2 separate regions of the Homo sapiens genome follow, and region 1 is linked to region 2. Evidence: chromatin contacts called from ENCODE Hi-C or POLR2A ChIA-PET data. All regions are on one chromosome and are shown on one strand. Each heading gives the region's core, a stretch centred on a gene start or an enhancer-like site at or near the end of the contact. The rest is flanking DNA. Distances are from core to core; before and after follow the strand shown. Region 1 overlaps PBX1 (PBX homeobox 1). Region 2 overlaps PBX1 (PBX homeobox 1).

The links. A loop is a pair of places that touch in the nucleus more often than their neighbours do. ChIA-PET counts read pairs that join two places held with the same protein, here RNA polymerase II (POLR2A). Pooled maps may share reads with other maps.
Region 1: a loop to region 2 is called in a map of PC-9, with 6 times the contacts of the local background. The contact joins two enhancer-like sites. A Hi-C loop is called at or near these places in 6 of 168 maps with a recorded cell type or tissue (Caco-2, HAP-1, PC-3 and 3 more) and 3 of 50 pooled maps. POLR2A ChIA-PET finds 5 or more read pairs at or near these places in 5 of 52 experiments (Caco-2, H1, MCF 10A and 2 more).

What each region holds. Positions count from the first base shown.
Region 1 is chr1:164,600,313-164,603,779 of GRCh38, reverse strand. The region is part of intron 2 of PBX1 (PBX homeobox 1); the gene reads right to left. Among named protein-coding and RNA genes, the nearest start is that of PBX1, 43 kb to the right of the region's middle. RefSeq lists enhancers at 35-799, 800-1,565. Within about 2 kb of position 1,604, at least 23 of the 41 ENCODE cell types and tissues checked have a DNase peak (open chromatin) inside an H3K27ac peak, as active enhancers do; they include PC-9, where a contact is called at or near this core.
Region 2 is chr1:164,647,315-164,650,782 of GRCh38, reverse strand. All of the region lies in intron 2 of PBX1 (PBX homeobox 1), which reads right to left. Among named protein-coding and RNA genes, the nearest start is that of PBX1, 90 kb to the right of the region's middle. Within about 2 kb of position 2,067, at least 6 of the 41 ENCODE cell types and tissues checked have a DNase peak (open chromatin) inside an H3K27ac peak, as active enhancers do; they include PC-9, where a contact is called at or near this core.

The DNA.
Region 1 (3,467 bases), core at 355-2,854, 47 kb after region 2:
TGTATAAAAGAGATGTCTCTAGGAAATAGTATAAACTCAGGACATGACTTATGTAGGTATCCTCCATACAGTTTATTGTAAGCATTCTATTTGAGTAGAAATGATGTTTGGTAAAGGTAATCACACCTTAAACAAACTGAAAAGTCTGTTATCTAAAAATAATGCAGTACTTTGATGGCTTACATATTGTAGCTTAAAAACACATATTACATTGAATTATACAAGGATTTCTTTTGGAAGTGTTTATTTGTATATGTATCTGTGGATCTGTATTTTCACATAATGGAGTTGCTTAAAGTGAAGATTATCCCATATCCAGGTATAATTATACCAGCACTGTGAAAGTCCTCTAGCTACATCTGGCCAGGTCCTCCAGGACAAATCCGCATTATTTTGCCCTAATTTTAATTTTTAATACATGGGACAGAGTCAAAGTTTCTCCATATTCTGTTTAACTCAGGCAGTTATTCAAAATTCCTGTCTTTTGCAAACATCAATTTCAACCTTGACTTAAAGAGAAAGAAATGAAGCAAACACAAAGAGATAAAAGGAAAAGCAGAAAAAAATAAAATGCACCCTTTTGGCCCTGCTTTCTACAGGAAAAGAAAAAAAAAAATGCTGCTTCCCTAGCCTCATTCTGACTCTGTTCCTCATGGTTACTTTCAGAAAAAGCCAAAGGGGTAGGGGTGGAGTGGGTATGGAAGAAGGAAGGGAAGGGACGGATTATAAGGAAGGTAGGGGAAAAAATAGCTGCAGAAGAAAAGACGAAAAAAGAAGAAAGGAGAGCTGAAACCCGACACTCAGGAACTCAGGCCTCCAGCAAGAGACTTCTTGGACAGCAAACCTGCCAGCCGGGACGGGACGTGGACTGGTTCCAATGGCAGCCTTCATTAACGCTTCATACACTCAGCCCTTAATTTACAACCGTTTAACGGCAAACATTCCACAAGTACCTTTGAGGGCAGAAAGAAATCTAAGAGAAATTAGGTGCCTAGAGAGCTCCCCTCAAAGGCAAGAGCCCTTTCGTGCAAGTAAGCAATTTTGCTGCCTCCCATTTTTTTTTTTTTTTTCAATCTGTTTGGGACTTTGAGGGCTGGGGTGGGAAGGTAGTGGAATGGAATAGATAAACAGCCAGTCAAGAGCTGTGGGGAGGTTGACAGAATTGGGGTGCAGGTACATGTAGGATACACAGAAGCTTTGTGTCTGTGGAGGCTGTATGAGTCTGTGGGTGAGCAGCATGTCTAAGTGGGTGGAAACATGTATAGCTAAAGGCAGGAACTCTTCCCATACAGCTAAACCCTTGTTCAAGCAATTTAAATAAACAAGAACATTTTAAAAAATTAAAACCCCACTAAAACAATCCTTGTGGAGCAGTTTTCTTGAGTGCTTAAGTAGAGACCAGATTCAAAAAAGGATTAAGAGAATGTCGCATAACCAAGCTGCAGAAACTGAAACCGAGCGGGGTGTGAGGGGAGATGGCTTGGAGGGTGGGGCCCTCCCATAGCAATTTCAGCAAGCCTTTCTAGTCATCCCTTAAGCTTTGTTTCCCTTCAGCCCATACCTGTGCGTACTGTAAACAACTCACACATGGTTGTAACTAGCCAGGGCCCAGAACTGGTTAGGCAGCTTTTCTCCCAAGGCCACAGTGAAGAATCAGTCTCAGCCAAAACACAGGAGTCCTGGAAAGAAGACTTGAACTCCCTCTTTTCTGGCAGGAGAATGGGGAAAGGGAGGCTAAACAGATTACCTTTTAACTAACAACTTTATCTAAACGGATTAACATTGAAGATTAACCTTCCTGGAGCCACAGAGCTGAATCCCCACTCCTAGGGTGCATGGCTGAGTGGAAGCTGGTCTCTGCTCTCAGCCAGGATCTGGTTCCAACCTCTGTCTGAAACGGAGGGCAGTATCTTAGCTAACTTCCTTTTAAAGGTGCTCTCTCAAGTCTCTCCAGAATGGGCTCCATGGAAAGTTAATCCCACAGGCTAAGGGGTCTCATCTTCACAGTATCCAACTGCAGCATTTAAATGCACTTCATCTTCCCTGGAACAACAGGAAAATACAGTGAAAGCTCAAAATGAGGCAGGTGACAGGGACTGGGAAGAAGGGCTTGTACTAAGCGTGGAACAGGTGAGATGCAACACCATGCCCTGTTCTGCCAAAATTAAGACCCTCCTGCCACAGTTTAAGCTAAAGTCTGTGTACTCCCTCATTCCCACCTCCTCCAGAAAAGGGCACTTGCATGCTTTCTGTTAAAGTGAGATGGTTTTTTCCCCTATTCCAGTGGAATACGGTAAAATCCTTATCCCTTCATAATGGGCTTACCTGAAAGTGAATGAGGCTTCCTGGGAAAACCCTTCTAAAGGAGTGTCGGATGCCTCAGAAAGAACTAGAGTTACCTTCCTCCTTTCTGTTTCATCAAAATCATAGCAGTTTCTTAGCTTAGGGACTCTAAAGGTGGTTGCTATTGAACTGTGAATCTGGTTAATCTCAGGTTAAGTTCACCTCTGTGTCTGCTTTTTTTTTTTTTTTTTTTTTTTTTTTGAGACAGAATCTTGCTCTGTCGCCCAGGCTGGAGTGCAATGGCACAATCTCGGCTCACTGCAACCTCGGCCTCCCAGGTTCAAGCAATTCTTTCTCAGCCTCCCGAGTAGCTGGGACTACAGGCGCCCACCGCCACGCCCGGCTAATTTTTGTATTTTTAGTAGAGACGGGGTTTCACCACACTGGTTAGGCTGGTCTCAAACTCCTGACACCTCAGGTGATCTGCCCGCCTCGGCCTCCCAAAGTGCTGGGATTACAGGCATGAGCCACTGCGCCCAGCCCTGTGTCTGCTATTCTGAGAGCAGAAGAATCTCCAATTTTTATAAAATGCAAGCCATTCCTCAGGTATGAAGATGACAACCTCTGGCCCATTAGAAGTGAGTTGTTTGGATTACTTCAGTGGCTGGATCAATCTTGATCGGTGTGACCAGAAGCAAACGTGTCTGAGATGGCTTGACCACTTTAGGGATGAAGTCTGTGGCCAATGAATGCAGTAAATAAACTAACAGGCCCACAAGGGATTGAGCCCCTAGTCATGTGTTTACTAGCCCGGTGCTTTAACCAGTTAAGCTACACTGTGTTAAACAGGCATGGGGCTGCCTCAGGAATCAAATGTGCCAAAAGCTCTGTTTGCCTTTTGTGGCAAGAGAGGGAATGCAGGCAGACTTTAGTTAAAAAGCAGTAGTAGGCTAGGCGCAGTGGCTCACGCCTGTAATCCCAAAACTTTGGGAGGCTGAGGCGGGTAGATCACCTGAGGTCAGGAGTTCGAGACCAGCCTGACTAACATTGTGAAACCCCATATCTACTAAAAATACAAAAATCAGCCGATGGTGGCGGGCACCTGTAATCCCAGCTACTCGGGAGGCTGAGGCAGGAAAATCACTTGAACCCAGGAGGTGGAGGTTGCGGTGAGCCGAGATCAC
Region 2 (3,468 bases), core at 818-3,317:
TTCAAGCAGCATGTACTAGACGGCAGAGCAGCATGAGCTACATCCACACTGTGCAAAGTCCTTAATGTGCACACCTAGAGGAGCAAGGGCCCTGTTCTCAGTTAACAGTTGTCAAGAGACAAAGACAGGTTGTCCTGCTGGGTTAACTGGCAAGGAAAGTTTTAGGGACTATGATGGCTCTCTATTCTCCACATAATGCAGACTGTAAACAGACTAAATCAGGGCTGCCTTCTCTTCCAATAGAAAGTAGCAACGATAGTTAGGCATGGTGGTTCACACCTGTAACCCTAGCACTTCGGGAGTCTGAGGCGGGCGGATCACTTGTCAGGAGTCCAAGACCAACCTGGCCAATATGGTCAAACCCTGTCTCTACTAAAAATACAAAAACTAGTCAGGCATGGTAGCAGGTGCCTGTAATCCCAGCTACTCAGGAGGCTGAGGCAGGAGAATCTATTGAACCTGGGAGGCGGAGGCTGCAGTAAGCCAAGATCACGCCAGTGCCCTGCAGCCTGGGCAAAAGAGCAAGACTCCATCTCAAAAAAAAAAAAAAAAAGTAGCAAAGAAAAAGTCTCTCTTTACACCAGATGCCTAAGAGTCCAGTGGCTTCCCCATCTCCAAAAAGTCTCCAAATCTGACTCCATATGGCTGGCCACAATGTGAGGCCCGGGGATGGGATCTGTAGCACTACATTTGCCCTAATTTTGTCTGCAGATCCACATGGCCAGAGTTAAGAGTTGCTTCTATGCCCCTTTCCCAGAAACCTTCAACTCTTTCTCTCCCTTCCTCAGAGAGAGGAGTTTGGTAAGCAAAGACCATATTTTAAAGCCAAATATCTTTGTTTTTTTTTGGCCATGGACTTCTCAAGCAAAGTTTTCAAAGAACCCCCAAAGCTGGCAATGTTATTATGAGAAGGGACATGAAAGCCATTATATTTTTATTAACTAGCATTAAGAGGAATTCATAAGAGAAAGTATGTGAAGGCTGGATCAAGGTCCAAATTCAAACTTAGAACAGACCCAGCATGGTCATTTTGAGTTGCATGAGTTTAAGTTTGCTCCCTGGCAGGGGGTGGAATGCAATAAAAAGCTAACTTGAAAGTTTGCTACAGTATGCTGCAGGGATGTGAAGGACAAGGGAGGCCAGGTGCAGCAGACTGGGAGCTCCTTATGCTTGAATTCATGGGACACAATCTAGGAAGCCAAGTGGCCATGGCTCCAAGCCACACATAGGAACAACTAACACCAGAAAACAGCCACTTTCGCATACTGGGGGGAAAAAACTGATAGATTTAGGGCATTATCTTTTCAAGGGGTTGGGAGGATGACAGTTTTGTCAAACAGGTCCTGGGTTTAAGGTTTAGAGACTCCCAACAAAAGTATTCTCTACATTCGAAAATAGTTAACACTTTCCTTCCCTATATGGCATGAAAATAGATGAGTCAGCACCTCATACTAAGCACTGTAATCCCTGAAGGAAAGCGATCCATTAATAAAAGTGCTTTAGATGTGTTTTACATCTAAAAGACTAATTTTGTTTTAAGCTAGAAAATATGATTATAGAATACTTTGTTAAGGGAAGGAGACACACACAGCCCATTTGTTTTGGAAGGCAGCAGGTGAAGTGACTAAGCGCATGGCGGTGGGAGAGGACCTAACTAGATCTGTAGGCCAATGTTCCCACATTGCAGTACATTCTAGCATGGACCCCCTGAAAATGATCCAGGTCCAGAATGAACACAAAGTAACCCCACAGAGGTGTGTCATCTTGGAATGAAAGAGGCAAACAGCCTAAGTCACATCAATCACAAAACTGTGATACCAAAGGTATCACAGTTAAACAAAAAGCATGTTTCCCATATTACTCATTTGGACCCTCCCACAATTTTCTTTCTTTTAGCCCAGTTCTAATTGCAAGCCTGCCCCTGGGGCTAGAGGCCCCTGCTCTGGTGCATGTTTTCATTACATTACACTGCCTTGCTCAATCTCTAAGGTAATCTCTGCAGAAGCTGATTTCTCCTCTCATGTTTTCTCTCCTATCTGAAAAAGAAAGCCAAACGCCCTCCCGCCAAGGGCAAGCAGCTGACAAATCAACAAGTCCAGGGTCATTCTAAGAGGCATTAGGTATAGTAGAAAGAGTGGGGTAGCTTAGAGTAAGATAAACAAGTTTGATCCCCTTCTCTACTATTTACAGGTTTTGGGACCCAGAGAAAATTATGTAGCCTCTCTGGGCCTCCATGTCCTTCTCTGTAAAATGGGGAGGATAACAGCAACCTCTCTGCTGCGTGCAAGTAAAATATCCTAAGTGTGATTTCCCTACAACGGTAGCTGGCATGTGGCTAACACTTTCAGTGGGAGCCAGCTAGTGAGGAGGTGGCCAAAGAACTTGCTGTGACACTTCTGAAGTTTCCTGGCCTTGAAGTATGTGAAAAATAAGTTACACAAGCCAAATGGGCTACACTTACTATAAGAATAACCTAGAGCTTGGTAACTTCAAAGTACAGTTTTAAGTTTCCTTCCTCCACTGTTAATTGGAAACACTTAAATCACACCCCTAATAATAAGCCTTTCTTTGCCTTTCTTTGGGCACACTCAAGCTCACCTCCTATTGTCAGCCTTCCCAGGTCCCCGGGTATTTCACAACCCCAGTGCATAACACAAAAGCTGGGGTGGGCTGGGCACGGTGGCTCACGCCTGCAATCCCAGCACTTTGGGAGACCGAGATGGGCAGATCACGAGGTCAGGAGATCGAGACCTTCCTGGCTAATACGGTGAAACCCCGTCTCTACTAAAAATACAAAAAAATTAGCCGGGCGTAGTGGTGGGCGCCCGTAGTCCCAGCTACTCGGGAGGCTGAGGCAGGAGAATGGCATGAACCCGGGAGGCGGAGTTTGCAGTGAGCCGAGATCGCGCCACCGCACTCCAGCCTGGGCGACTGAGCAAGACTCTGTCTCAAAAAAAAAAAAAAAAAGCTGGGGTGCTTTGAGAAAATACAGATGCTCAGCACCAGCCCCCAGATGTTCTGATTTCATCATTCCAGGGTAGATCCCAGGCACCAGTAATATTTTTTAAAAGTTCCCCAGGTGATTTTAATGTTCAGCCAGGGTTGAAAACCACTCTGTACCAAATATACTTGTTATTGAAAGGTTTATGCATAACATTAAAAAAAATTTTATGATGATTTTTATTGCCGTAACAACTTGGCAGAAGGGTTAGGCCTGCTCACCTAAAAAGGAAAGCTCCTCAGGCTTCTTAAAAGATCATACCTGGGAGGGGCCCAGGGGGTCAACTAGGTCACCTCGATTTCATGGAGGAGGCTGACAGAAGGAAGTGACTTTCCCTGATAACAAAACAACTTCCCAGCAGGGCTGGATTCCTTCCTGGGAAGCCTGCAGTCTTTACGATTTTCCTCCTTTGGCTGTAGTGGTGGCTCTGGGGTCCGGACTGCCGTGCTCTTCTCTCTGCTCTTCCT